Regions from separate parts of the Homo sapiens genome. Here region 1 is linked to region 2. Evidence: chromatin contacts called from ENCODE Hi-C or POLR2A ChIA-PET data. All regions are on one chromosome and are shown on one strand. The core of a region is the stretch at or near the end of the contact, and the rest is flanking DNA. Distances in the headings are between cores, read along the strand shown.

What was found. A loop is a pair of places that touch in the nucleus more often than their neighbours do. ChIA-PET counts read pairs that join two places held with the same protein, here RNA polymerase II (POLR2A). Pooled maps may share reads with other maps.
Region 1: a loop to region 2 is called in a map of psoas muscle, with 2.8 times the contacts of the local background. The contact joins two enhancer-like sites. A Hi-C loop is called at or near these places in 11 of 168 maps with a recorded cell type or tissue (Caco-2, HepG2, IMR-90 and 8 more) and 9 of 50 pooled maps. POLR2A ChIA-PET finds 5 or more read pairs at or near these places in 6 of 52 experiments (BJ, H1, HEK293 and 3 more).

What each region holds. Positions count from the first base shown.
Region 1 is chr2:47,228,032-47,233,349 of GRCh38, forward strand. All of the region lies in intron 3 of EPCAM-DT (EPCAM divergent transcript), which reads right to left. All of the region lies in intron 1 of LOC124907763 (a long non-coding RNA gene), which reads left to right. Among named protein-coding and RNA genes, the nearest start is that of CALM2, 54 kb to the left of the region's middle. Within about 2 kb of position 2,525, at least 6 of the 41 ENCODE cell types and tissues checked have a DNase peak (open chromatin) inside an H3K27ac peak, as active enhancers do; they include ascending aorta, where a contact is called at or near this core.
Region 2 is chr2:47,266,143-47,271,953 of GRCh38, forward strand. The region is part of intron 3 of EPCAM-DT (EPCAM divergent transcript); the gene reads right to left. Among named protein-coding and RNA genes, the nearest start is that of BCYRN1, 66 kb to the right of the region's middle. Within about 2 kb of position 3,714, at least 23 of the 41 ENCODE cell types and tissues checked have a DNase peak (open chromatin) inside an H3K27ac peak, as active enhancers do; they include ascending aorta, where a contact is called at or near this core.

The DNA of each region.
Region 1 (5,318 bases), core at 1,275-3,774, 39 kb before region 2:
GTGGATGTTAAGGTTGGGTACTTCCTTTGTCCGAGCGAGGACAGGCAGCTCATGGCCAAGAAGCATCCCCAGGGCTGGAGCCTCCTCTCCTCGGAATGCTCCCATCCAGCACTAGAGTGTCCAGAATCACCAGCCTTATCAGCGAAATGCGGGGAGATAGGAGTAAAGAAGCAATTCCAAGCCCTTTGTTTTGCCTTGTATTATCTTGTTTTCTCTTTACCACCCTGAGAGTGGTCATGGTTCCTATTTTACTGGGGAGTCTGAGCTGTTCACAGAGGCCTTCAAGCAGGACTATGAGAACAGGAAGCAGAATTTAGTCTGCCTTGGGGAGTCCAGCCAGGCCATCCCCAAAGATTTATCAGGCAGCCGCCAGAGGAGAGGGCACTCCAGGCAGAGGGAACTGCAGTAGGGGATCTGGGAACAGCATGAATGTGGCAGCTTCATCTTCTTGAGCCTACAAGGGATGTCCCATTTACATTTATGAGAAAATATCCATGGTGTCCCCTCTCCACACAGCCCTACTTGCTGGCCTCAACTGCTTCAAGCATAGGTGGGCAGATGTCTGCGGAGGGAGAATCTGGGGTAGATAGGCCACCATGGAGTTGTGGGACTAAAATCACTGAGAGCCTCAGGAAGGAGTCCAGGCATTCCCATCCTCCCTTAAGCTGCATCCTTCAGGGGTGCAGCCGTATGACTCTACGTCCTGCTCTACCGCCTGCACCTCTATCCCCATGTTCACCACACATGACTTTGAATGATAAGGGAGGAATATGGAGAGGCGACAGAGGCCGGTCTCTTCTTTCAGGAAGCTCCTTCACTTCCATGTAAATTTATGGATGCAAATTGTTATGTGGGGGCAGAGACCCTGAAGCAGCCAAGCCCCAAATGCAAATAATTATGGTGGCGGGGGCGGGGTGGTCGCCCAAACTCCACCCATCCACTGAGCCTAGGATCCCAGCCTCAACCAAAATGTCCCATGCCCTTCACACACGGCCATGGCCAATCCTCTTCTTCTCTTTCCCTCCCGCCCTTTTTCACCCAATTTGTCTCCCATCTGTTCCTCAATTCAGTTATTAGCAAATTGGTTCTCAGGATCTACCTGGGACTTTAATTGTGTCTTTGGTACTAAGGAGGGTGCAAGAGAGAAACATGTGATTCCTGCCCTAGAGGATGTCACAGGTTGCAAGAGAATGCCATTAACTCAATCAAAGCAAGTGAAAAACCACAATGAATAGTATATCATAAAGTATTAAACTGCATGCCACCAATTTAATGTTGAATGAAATCAGAGAAAGGAAGGAACCCCTGGGAGGGAGGCTGGGGTGATCAGAAAGTCTGCTGGGAGCAGATGGGACTTGAATTAGGTCTTGAAGCTGAGTTGGCATCACGTGGATTAAGGAGAGATAGGAAAGATGCCAGTGAAGGGCAGGCCTGAGCAGACACAAGCTAGAAGGCACATTAAGGAACCCTTCAGCCTGGCTGGAGGGGAAGGTACTTGTTGAGGAGTAAGGAAAGCCAAACTTTGCAAGACCTCGAACGCTAGGTTTAGGAATTAGGATTTTAGTCTAGACTGTTGCTTCCAAAACTTTAGTGTGCTGCAGAGGAATGCTGGTTAAAATGAAGGTTCCCAGCTGGGAGCAGTGGCTCACACCTGTAATCCCAGCACTTTGGTTTTTATATTTTTTTGAGACGGAGTTTCACTCTTGTCACCCAGGCTGGAGTGCAGTGGCGCGATCTCGGCTCACCGCAACCTCCGCCTCCCAGGTTCAAGCGATTCTCCTGCCTCAGCCTCCCAAGCAGCTGGGATTACAGGCATGTGCCACCATGCCCGGCTAATTTTGTATTTTTAGTAGAGATGGGGTTTCTCCATGTTAGTCAGGCTGGTCTTGAACTCCTGACCTCAGGTAATCCACCCTCCTTGGCCTCCCAAAGTGCTGGGATTACAGGGGTGAGCCACTGCGCCTGGCCAATCCCAGCACTTTGGGAGGCCAAGGTGGGCGGACCACTTGAGATCAGGAGTTCAAGACCAGCTTCACCAACATGGTGAAACCCCGTCTCTACTAAAAACACAAAAATTAGCCAAGGATGGTGGCACATGCCTGTAATCCCAGCTACTTGGGAGGCTGAGGCATGAGAATCACTTGAACCTGTGAGGCAGAGGTTGCAGTGACCTGAGATAGTGCCGCTATACTCCACCCTGGGCGATAGAGTGAGACTCCATCTCAAAAAAAAATAAATAAATATAAATATAAATACAAAAAAGATTAACCAAGTGTGGTGGCAGGTGCCTGTATTCACAGCTACTTGGGAAGCTGAGGCAGGAGAATCGCTTGAACTCAGGAGGCAGAGGTTGCAGTGAGTCAAGATCGTGCCATTGCACTCCAGCCTGGGCAACAGAGCAAGACTCTGTCTCAAAAAACAAAAAGAAGGTTCCCAGGACTCAGCCACCATAAGGATGGGGCATTTTAAACAAGCACTCTAGATGACTGATGATGGCCCACATACGTTTGCTAGGTCTTGCATCTTTGTCCCTCCTGTGCAGCTGGCGTGGCCTGTGGGTAGAGCCAGGACTTTGTTTGCACCATGGAAACTCCAGGGCCACAGAGGTTTCACCACTCTTGGCAAGGATGTTAAGCTTTGTCTCCTAGGAACCCAGAAACTGGGCAGGAATTATTTTGACTACGCTGTAGCCAAAGGGAAAGCAGCCCTGATGAAAAACTATTAGAGTCATTCCTTTAGAAGAGTCGAGAAAGTGCCTGAGACCCTGGGATCATGTGGGGCCTCTGTTGCATTTTCCTACTTATTAGAAGTGTGGCAAACAAGTAAGTTTGGTGAAGATTTTTTTATATGATAAAAGTGTTCAGCTGTAGGTTCCTTTATTTTTTATTTTATTTTATTTTTTGAGACGGAGTCTTGCTCTGTCATCTAGGCTGGAGTGCAGTGGTGTGATCTCTGCTCACTGCAACCTCTGCCTCCCAGGTTCAAGCGATTCTCCTGCCTTAGCCTCCCGAGTAGCTAGGATTACAGGCATGTGCCACCATGCCAGGCTTGTTTTTGTATTTTTAGTAAAGACGGGGTTTTACTATGTTGGCCAGTCTGGTTTCAAACTCTTAACCTCAAGTGATCGGCCCACCTCGGCCTCCCAAAGTGCTGGGATTACAGGCATTAGCCACCACGCCTGGCCAGCTCTAGGTTCCTTTAAACCTAGAGGAAGGTTTAAATAGCCATTTTTAAATAATAGCCATTGCCCCTTAGCACTGATACAGACGTTGCCTCCCAGATGTGCCGTTTAGTAATTGTGTTTTGTGGCAAGTTACTTGCTCTCTCTGTTAAACTCTGTTAAACTTCTCAATTTTTATTGGAAATTTTTAAACCTAGAAAAAAGTTAAAAGGATAATACTGGAAAACCAGTAAATCCTTTATCTATATTCACCATGGGTTAACATTTCACCATTTGCTTGCTTTCTTTCTCTCTCTTTCCATATATATGTATATATGAATATAAAAATATAAAATATGTGAATATAAAAATATATTCACACATACATATATATGCATTTACTAAAGCATTTGAAACTCAAAGATATCATGACACTTAAGAACTAGGACAGGCCAGGTGTGGTGGCTCATGCCTGTAATCCCAGCACTTCAGGAGGCTGAGGTGGGAGGAACACTTGTGGCCAGAAGTTTGAGACCAGCTTGGGCACCATAGTGAGACCTCATCTCTACTAAAAAATTTTTTTTAATTAGCTGGGCTTGGTGGCACGTGCCTGTAGTCCCAGCTACTGGAGAAGCTGAGGGTGAGGATTGCTTGAGCCCAGGAGTTGGAGGTTGCAGTGAGCTATAATTACATCACTGCACTCCAGCCTGGACGACAGAGTGAGATCCTGTCTCAAAAAAAAGAACAAGGGCATTCCTCTTATAATTTCTCTTATAACCACAATTTCATCACATCCAATAAATTTCACATTCATACAATAATATTAGCTAATGTAATAAATATATTTCGATATCCCCAATTCTCCCAAAATATCCTTTATGGCTTACTTATTTATTTTTAGAGACAGGGGCTCACTCTGTTGCCCAGTCTGAAGAGCAGTGGCACTATCACAGCTCACTGCGGCCTCCCACTCCTGGCCTCAAGCTATCCTCCTACCTCAGTCTCCCGAGTAGCTGGGATAAAGGCACACACTGTCATATCTGGCTAATTCAAAAATTTTTTTAGAGATGGAATCTCACTGTGTTGCCAGGTTGGTCTCGAACTCCTCTTGAACGCCTCAGCCTCCTGAGTCACTGGGATATGACTTTAAGAAAAAAACAATCTGGTATACAGCAAAGACTTTAAACCATGCTTCTTTAGTTTCCTCTAATCTAGAACAGTCCCCCCGCCTTTGTTGGTTGCTTGTTTTTCACGACATTAACATTTTTGAAGAGCCTAGGTATAAGTTGCCTTGTAAAATGTCTCACAATCTGGATTTGTCTGATTTGATTCAGGTCAAATACATTTGAACACGAACATGCCATGAAGGTGAGGCTGTGCCTTCCCATGGTATCCCATCATACCAGGCGGTGCACCATGTCTGTGTGTCCTGTCAGTGGTGATGCTACATTGGATCACTAGGCTAAGGTGCACACTTGCATTTCGACACTTGGTTGCTTAAAAGCACTATGCAACTCTTATTAATCAATATAGTCAAATTATAAAGTCCTTGAGGGCAAGAACTGAGGCTTCACCTTTGGAAAATAGCGCTTTACAGTTTACAAGACTCTTTCATACAGATTACCTCATTTACTCATCAGACACCCCAGAGGGAAATATTTCATTCCCACTACACAGGAATGCGGGATCTCACTGTGCTTTGGAGCCTGACATTGAATCATAAATCTACCCATTAATAAATGTGTCTTATGACAAGTTACTTAACCTCTCTATTAAACTTCTGTTTGCTCAACTGCAAAATGGGGATAATAATGTCTTCCTCCCAGAGTTGTTATGAAGACCAAATGAGGGTAATGAAAATAAAATGCCCGCCACAGTGCTAAGCACATAAAGAATACTTGAAAAATGCAAGGGCTGTGTTTATAGAGCTAAATACGTTATACACACACATGCTTACATACGCAACATTCATGTATACACTGATGTACAGGAAGGTCAAGGTCTGGCCTGTGGCCAACTCAGCTGAGTAAATAGCAGAGCCCAGATTCAAAGCCCCATCTGCCTAACTCCAAATCCGGGTCCCATGCCTGTTCTCCACACAACACCACCCTGCCGGTGATGGGCCAGCCAGTGTTGCCTTGTATGAACCATTTGGTCA
Region 2 (5,811 bases), core at 2,464-4,963:
GCGTCAGAGAGGAGACCAGCCTGTCAGGAGAGTTAAGGAAGGCTTCCCAGGTGCAGTGGTGACTGAGCCGAGGTGTGTGTGTGTGTGTGTGTGTGTGTGTGTGTGTGTGTGTGTGTTTTGTGTTTATTAAGAATATATGCTCAGTGGTTGGTTCCTCCAACTGGAACAGTGTGCAAAAGCCGTGGCTGATCCTGAGAGGGAATGCCACAATTTTCATGAGATCCTTCTACTGGACTTTAGGAAACATCAAGGATTGTGGTTACCAAAAAAATACACAAACAAAAGGTAGGAGAGTAGGCCTGGTGCAGTGGCTCACACCTGTAATCTCAGCACTTTGGGAGGCCGAGGTGGATGGATCTCTTGAGCCCAGGAGTTCAAGACCAGCCTGGGCAACATGATGAAACCCTGTCTCTACGAAAAAAATATTTAAAAAGTTAGCCAGGCAACGTGGCACATACCTGTAGTCCCAGCTACTTGGGTGGCTGAGGTGGGAGAATCACCTGAGCCCAGGAGGTCGAGGCTACAGTAAGCCATGATCATATCACTGTATTCCAGCCTAGGCGACACAGTGAGACCCTGTCTCAAAACAAAAAACAACAAAGTAGGGGGAAAGAAGAAAAATGTCTATACTGCTGGAAGGCTTTGTCCTGGTGCTCAGCCCTCGGGGCTCACCTGTGTAGATGGGGTCTGAGGATGGGAGGGACTAACACCTCTAGCAGGAATTTTCTCTGGAAGAGTCAGATCCCCCAGGAGAATGTGGGGCTGACCAGAATGTGTGTCAAAGGAGAGAGTTCCTGGAGGACTCACAGGTAACTTTTTACCTAGGGGTTTAAAATATTCCCCATTTTGCAGCTAGAGAAGCTGAGGTTCAGATACGTTAAGTAACTTCCAGGTTCCTTCCAAGCATCATGCAGGTAGTATTTGACAAGATTTAAATTTGAAAGTTCTTCCGATCCCATTTCCCTGGCTCTTCCCACCTGTTACATACTGCAGCAGTAAAGTTGCGATAATGTGTGCTGATGTTATTTTGCATTAAATGAGATAGTCCTGTTGAAAGCTGCAGCCCCGGGTATGCAGTTAATGCTCTACAGATGTCATCTATTATTATTATTATTATTATTATTATGCCCTACTCATTAGTTCATATATTTTATGACCACGTTGTAAGCACCTTAAGGGCAGGGGTCATTCCTCTCCACAAGGCTGGGCATAGAGTAGCTGCCTGACATAACCAGTTACTAAATAGCATTATTTTACAATACTCATAAAATAGAAGCAGAATTGCTCCCTTTAAGGCAGGGCTTTGTACTTTGTGGAGAAAGCAAGTCTGGCTGTGACTTCAATGGGAAGCTCTCCAGTGGCTTGGAACCCTGGTGGTCAACAAGAATGACACACCAGGGAAAAGAGCAGTAACCACACAACAGAACTCCCAGGGTCCAGGCCCTGACCACTGACGCCAGGCGACCATTGTAACAGCCCTGCCCACAGGGCCTGCAATCTAATAGGCTCAGCCTAGCCGAGGTGGGTGCAGCCTAGGAGAGAATCTGGACCCATCTCCTGGCTCCACAGCCTGCAGCTCGGGCCTAGGTGGTGCAGGAGGTGACTTGAATCAGAAACAGCCTCCAGGGTTACTGGATCACTTTTCTCACCTGCCCCACCTGGAAACAATGCAGGAAAGGGGACTTAGGAGGCTTTCAGTCTCTGGCTTTGCCCTTTACTAGTGCTGAGCCTCAGTTCCTTCATCCACAAAATGGGATAATAGTTCCTTTTCCATGGGATAGTAGCAATTAAATAAAATATAACATGGAAAATACGTAACACTGGTACCTAACTCATTGTAAGCGTTCTTAGAAGAAAATCAGTTGTCTCTAGGTCGCAATCCGCCTGAAGGTGGGGATTATATCTGATTCATGCCTGAATAAATGAATTCATGCCTAAATACCTGGACTCCTTCTGCTAATGCTTCATCTCTTCTGCTAAGCCTTGCCTGTTTTAGGCCTTGCTAGAAAATATCTAGAAGGGTTAACACCATGTTTTTTCCCCTCCTTCCAGGAGGGCCTGGGGACAACATGATAGCCTGAGTACCTGGAGAGAGAAAGGGGGTCACTTTCATAATGAAGACAAATTCGTGGTGTCACCAGCTCCTCCCTGGCATGCATGCAACCCTTATTTTGGACCTTCTCATTGCCCCAGGATGCTTGAACCCACTGGGGGCTATGAGGATTTGAGAGAGGCCAAGTTTCCCTTAGGGGTGGAGTGATGTATTCCCATTAGAATAAAGGAGTGAATGATTTAAAGGAGGGGTTAGAATTTGGACATTAAGGATAGAATTTGTGGCGCGGGCACGGTGGCTCACGCCTGTAATCCCAGCACTTTGGGAGGCAGAGGCGGGCGGATCAAGAGGCCAGAGTTTGAGACCAGCCTGGCCAACATAGTAAAACCCCATCTCCAATAAGAATACAAAAATTAGCAGGGCATGATGGTGCCTGTAAGCCCAGCTACTCAGGAGGCTGAGGCAGGAGAATTGCTTGAACCTGGGAGGCGGAGGTTGCACTGAGCTGAGATCGCGCCACTGCACTCCAGCCTGGGCGACAGAGCAAGACTCCATCTCAGAAAAAAATAAAAATAAAAAAAAGAATTTGCAGGAGTTCTAGAACAGTATGGGCAACATAGTAAGACACTGTCTCTACAAAATAAATAAATAAAAAATAAATAAATAAATAAATAAATAAATAAATAAATAAATAAATAATCTGGGCATGGTAGCACATAGCTGTAGTCCCAGCTACTTGGGAAACTGAGACAGGAGAATCCCTTGAACCCAGGAGGTCAAGGCTGCAATGAGGTATGATGGCACCACTGCACTGTAGACTGTGTGAAGCAAAACCCTGTCTCTAAGAAAAAAAAAAATGCAGGGCACGGTGGCTCACAGCTGTAATCCTAGCACTTTGGAGGCCAGGGCAGGCAGATGGCTTGAGTCCAAGAGTTTGAGACCAGCCTGGGCAACATGGCAAAACCCTCTCTCTATTTATATTTTTATAAAATAATAAATAAATAAATAAATAAATAAGTAAAGTTTGGAAGTCAATTGGAGTTAGGATTTGGTAATTAGTTATCATTTAATTTCTGAGTGAGAGCCAAAGAGCTGCCAGTGGCTAGATATGATGAAGGCCATCACTTTGGTCTGAAATTTAAAGTGTTCTGTTCCAGAGGCCTGCCTCCTTCACTATGTGGAGCCAGAGATTCCTCCCCTCTGACTGATTCCTGCTGAGAGAGCAGGTTGAGTATCTACCACATACCAGGTGTAAAGTCTGGCATACAGGGTCCAAAGGTGTCAAGAACATAGCCCTCTACAACGAAACTGGGGAGGCCAGGCCTAAGCCTAGGCCTGACATAGCCCAGTGACTATGGGGGAAATCATAAATCTCCTAGCCTTAGCTTTCCTGGCTGGTATATGACCCAATGCCTCATGGGGCTGTTTGAAAAGCCCCAAATGATCACGGAAGGAAAGAACTTTAAAGGGAACCTGCTCTTTGGCAGAGCAAACTGTTCCAAAGGGAACTACAGGCAGGGTTTGGCACCCTGCCCTCAGAGAAGGCTGGTATCCATCCTCCTTTCCTCCATGAAACTCCAAGCTTTCTTGCCCTTGCCACGCCCACCCCATCTTTCCCAAGACCATTTCCAGCAGGGACTCATGCCTCTTAACAGGAACTGACAAAGAAGTGACACACCCCTAAAGCTTTCCGGGCTTCTGGTGTCCCCCACCACCCCCACCACACACACTCCAGCCAGCCCTGGGCTGCAGTGTGACCAATCTCATGAGTCACTTGGATAAAGTGAGGACTCAACAAATATTTATCAAATGAATGAATGAATGAATGAGGCAACGGGTGAGTGAGTGTCTCCATGAATGGGCAGCCACTCCCTCTGAGAATGAGACTGCTTCTTCATTCAGGATGCTGAGTGCTCCCACAGGAAGTCACTCCAGATTTTTCTGATGAGTGCTCCATGGGGGAGACACATTCCCTGTTTTTTCTCAAGCCCCATGTGTTTTATTTTCTCCAGAACTCCATTGTGGGGGCTGTGTCCTACACTCCTTTGGGACCTTATGTACTAGACTTTATACCTGGTATGTAGTCGGTGCTCAATAAATGTATGATGAATGGAAGGGGGAAAGAAAAAGATTAGTAAGACTTGGACCCTACCTTCCAAATTATTACAATTTAGCTAGAGAGAAAAGGCAGGTACAAAAGTACCATAGGACAAAGCCCAGTAGGATAATTGGTACCAAAAAAAAAGGGGTCAAGGAGTGAATGCCACATTCAGAGCTGGGAAAACTCATTATGGGCTGAAAAAGTCAGGAAATGCTTCCTGAAGGGACTGAATGGGATTCTCTTCCTGAAGCCTGGCCTTGAAGGAAGAGAAAGATTTGGAGGCAAGTCAAGGGAGGTGTTCTTGATAGGGAAAAAGGGGATGGGCAGCTCGCCAGAGGAAGGCCGGTTGAAATTATGTTACTTTGAGTCGATTTAGTGGAGCAATGGAAGAGTCCAGCACGTATTGTAAGATAGTGTCAGGGAGGAAATATAATTTTCCCTGTACCCTTCTGAGTCCTTAGCTGGGACCCCTGTAACAGAAGACAGATTAACAAGGAGAAACAAACAGGGCTGGGTGCGGTGGCTCACGCCTGTAATCCCAGCACTTTGGGAGGCCAAGGTGGGTGGATCACCTGAGGTCAGGAGTTTGAGATCAGCCTGGCCAACATGGTGAAACCCCATCTCTACTAAAAATACAAAAATTAGCCAGGTGTGGTGGCGGGTGCCTGTAGTCCCAGCTATTCAGGAGGCTGAGGCACGAGAATTGCTTGAACCTGGGAGGCGGAGGTTGCAGTGAGCAGAGATCGTGCCACTGCACTCTAGCCTGGGCAACAAGAGTGCGACTCATTCTCAAAAAAAAAAGAAAAAGAAAAAAACACAGAAGTTTACTAATATGTAAACATGGGAGACACTCAGGGAAAATGAGAAAACCTTGAAGAGATGACTTAGAACTCTTATATAGCATCTTCAACAAAAAACAATGCAATTTTAGAGAAGTGACAAGACAAAAGCAATGGACCTTGAGTCCCTAGGGGTGGCAATTGTGGAAAGACAAATAACTGAACAAAATAATGGTAGATAAAGGCTAGTTAGCAAAGCTTTTTATGCAGATTCCTCTGGTGCTGTCTCCAGGCTGATAGAGGTCTAAGGCCGTCTTCTGTGATCAACCTTTGTCCTTCCTGATTGAGAGGGAAGGAGGGACACCCTTGTAAATTTATATCCGGCTTTTAGGCAAATAGGGGGAGGGCAGAGAGTTTTTCATGTTTCTGCTTCTTCTCAACTGCCTTCAGCTCAAAATAATCCTTGTGCCCAAGTGGCATATTTTAGGGCCGTGTATTCGGCTACCCTTCATAGGGTGGGGCAAGACCATGCAGAACATTGAAAGCTAGGATAAGAGATTTGGATCAAGTACTAGCAAGGGCATTGGAACAGTGGCAGAAGTGAAAGGGAACGTGTGAGGTGTGGGAAGATGGAGGGAGAGGGCTCCAGGTAAGTATCATAGCAACAGGAGCATGGCAAAGCCTGCTGGTCCCCTGGGACCCATCAGGGCTGGCCAGAGCTGGGTCTTAGGCAAACAGACAAACAGATCCCTAGATCACTTTCCATTTCTTTTTCTTTTCTTTCTTTTCTTTTTTTTTTTTTAAGCAACGGGGACTGGCTATGTTGCCCAGGCTGGTCTCCAACTCGCAGCCTCAAGCAATGCCACCATGGGCTACCG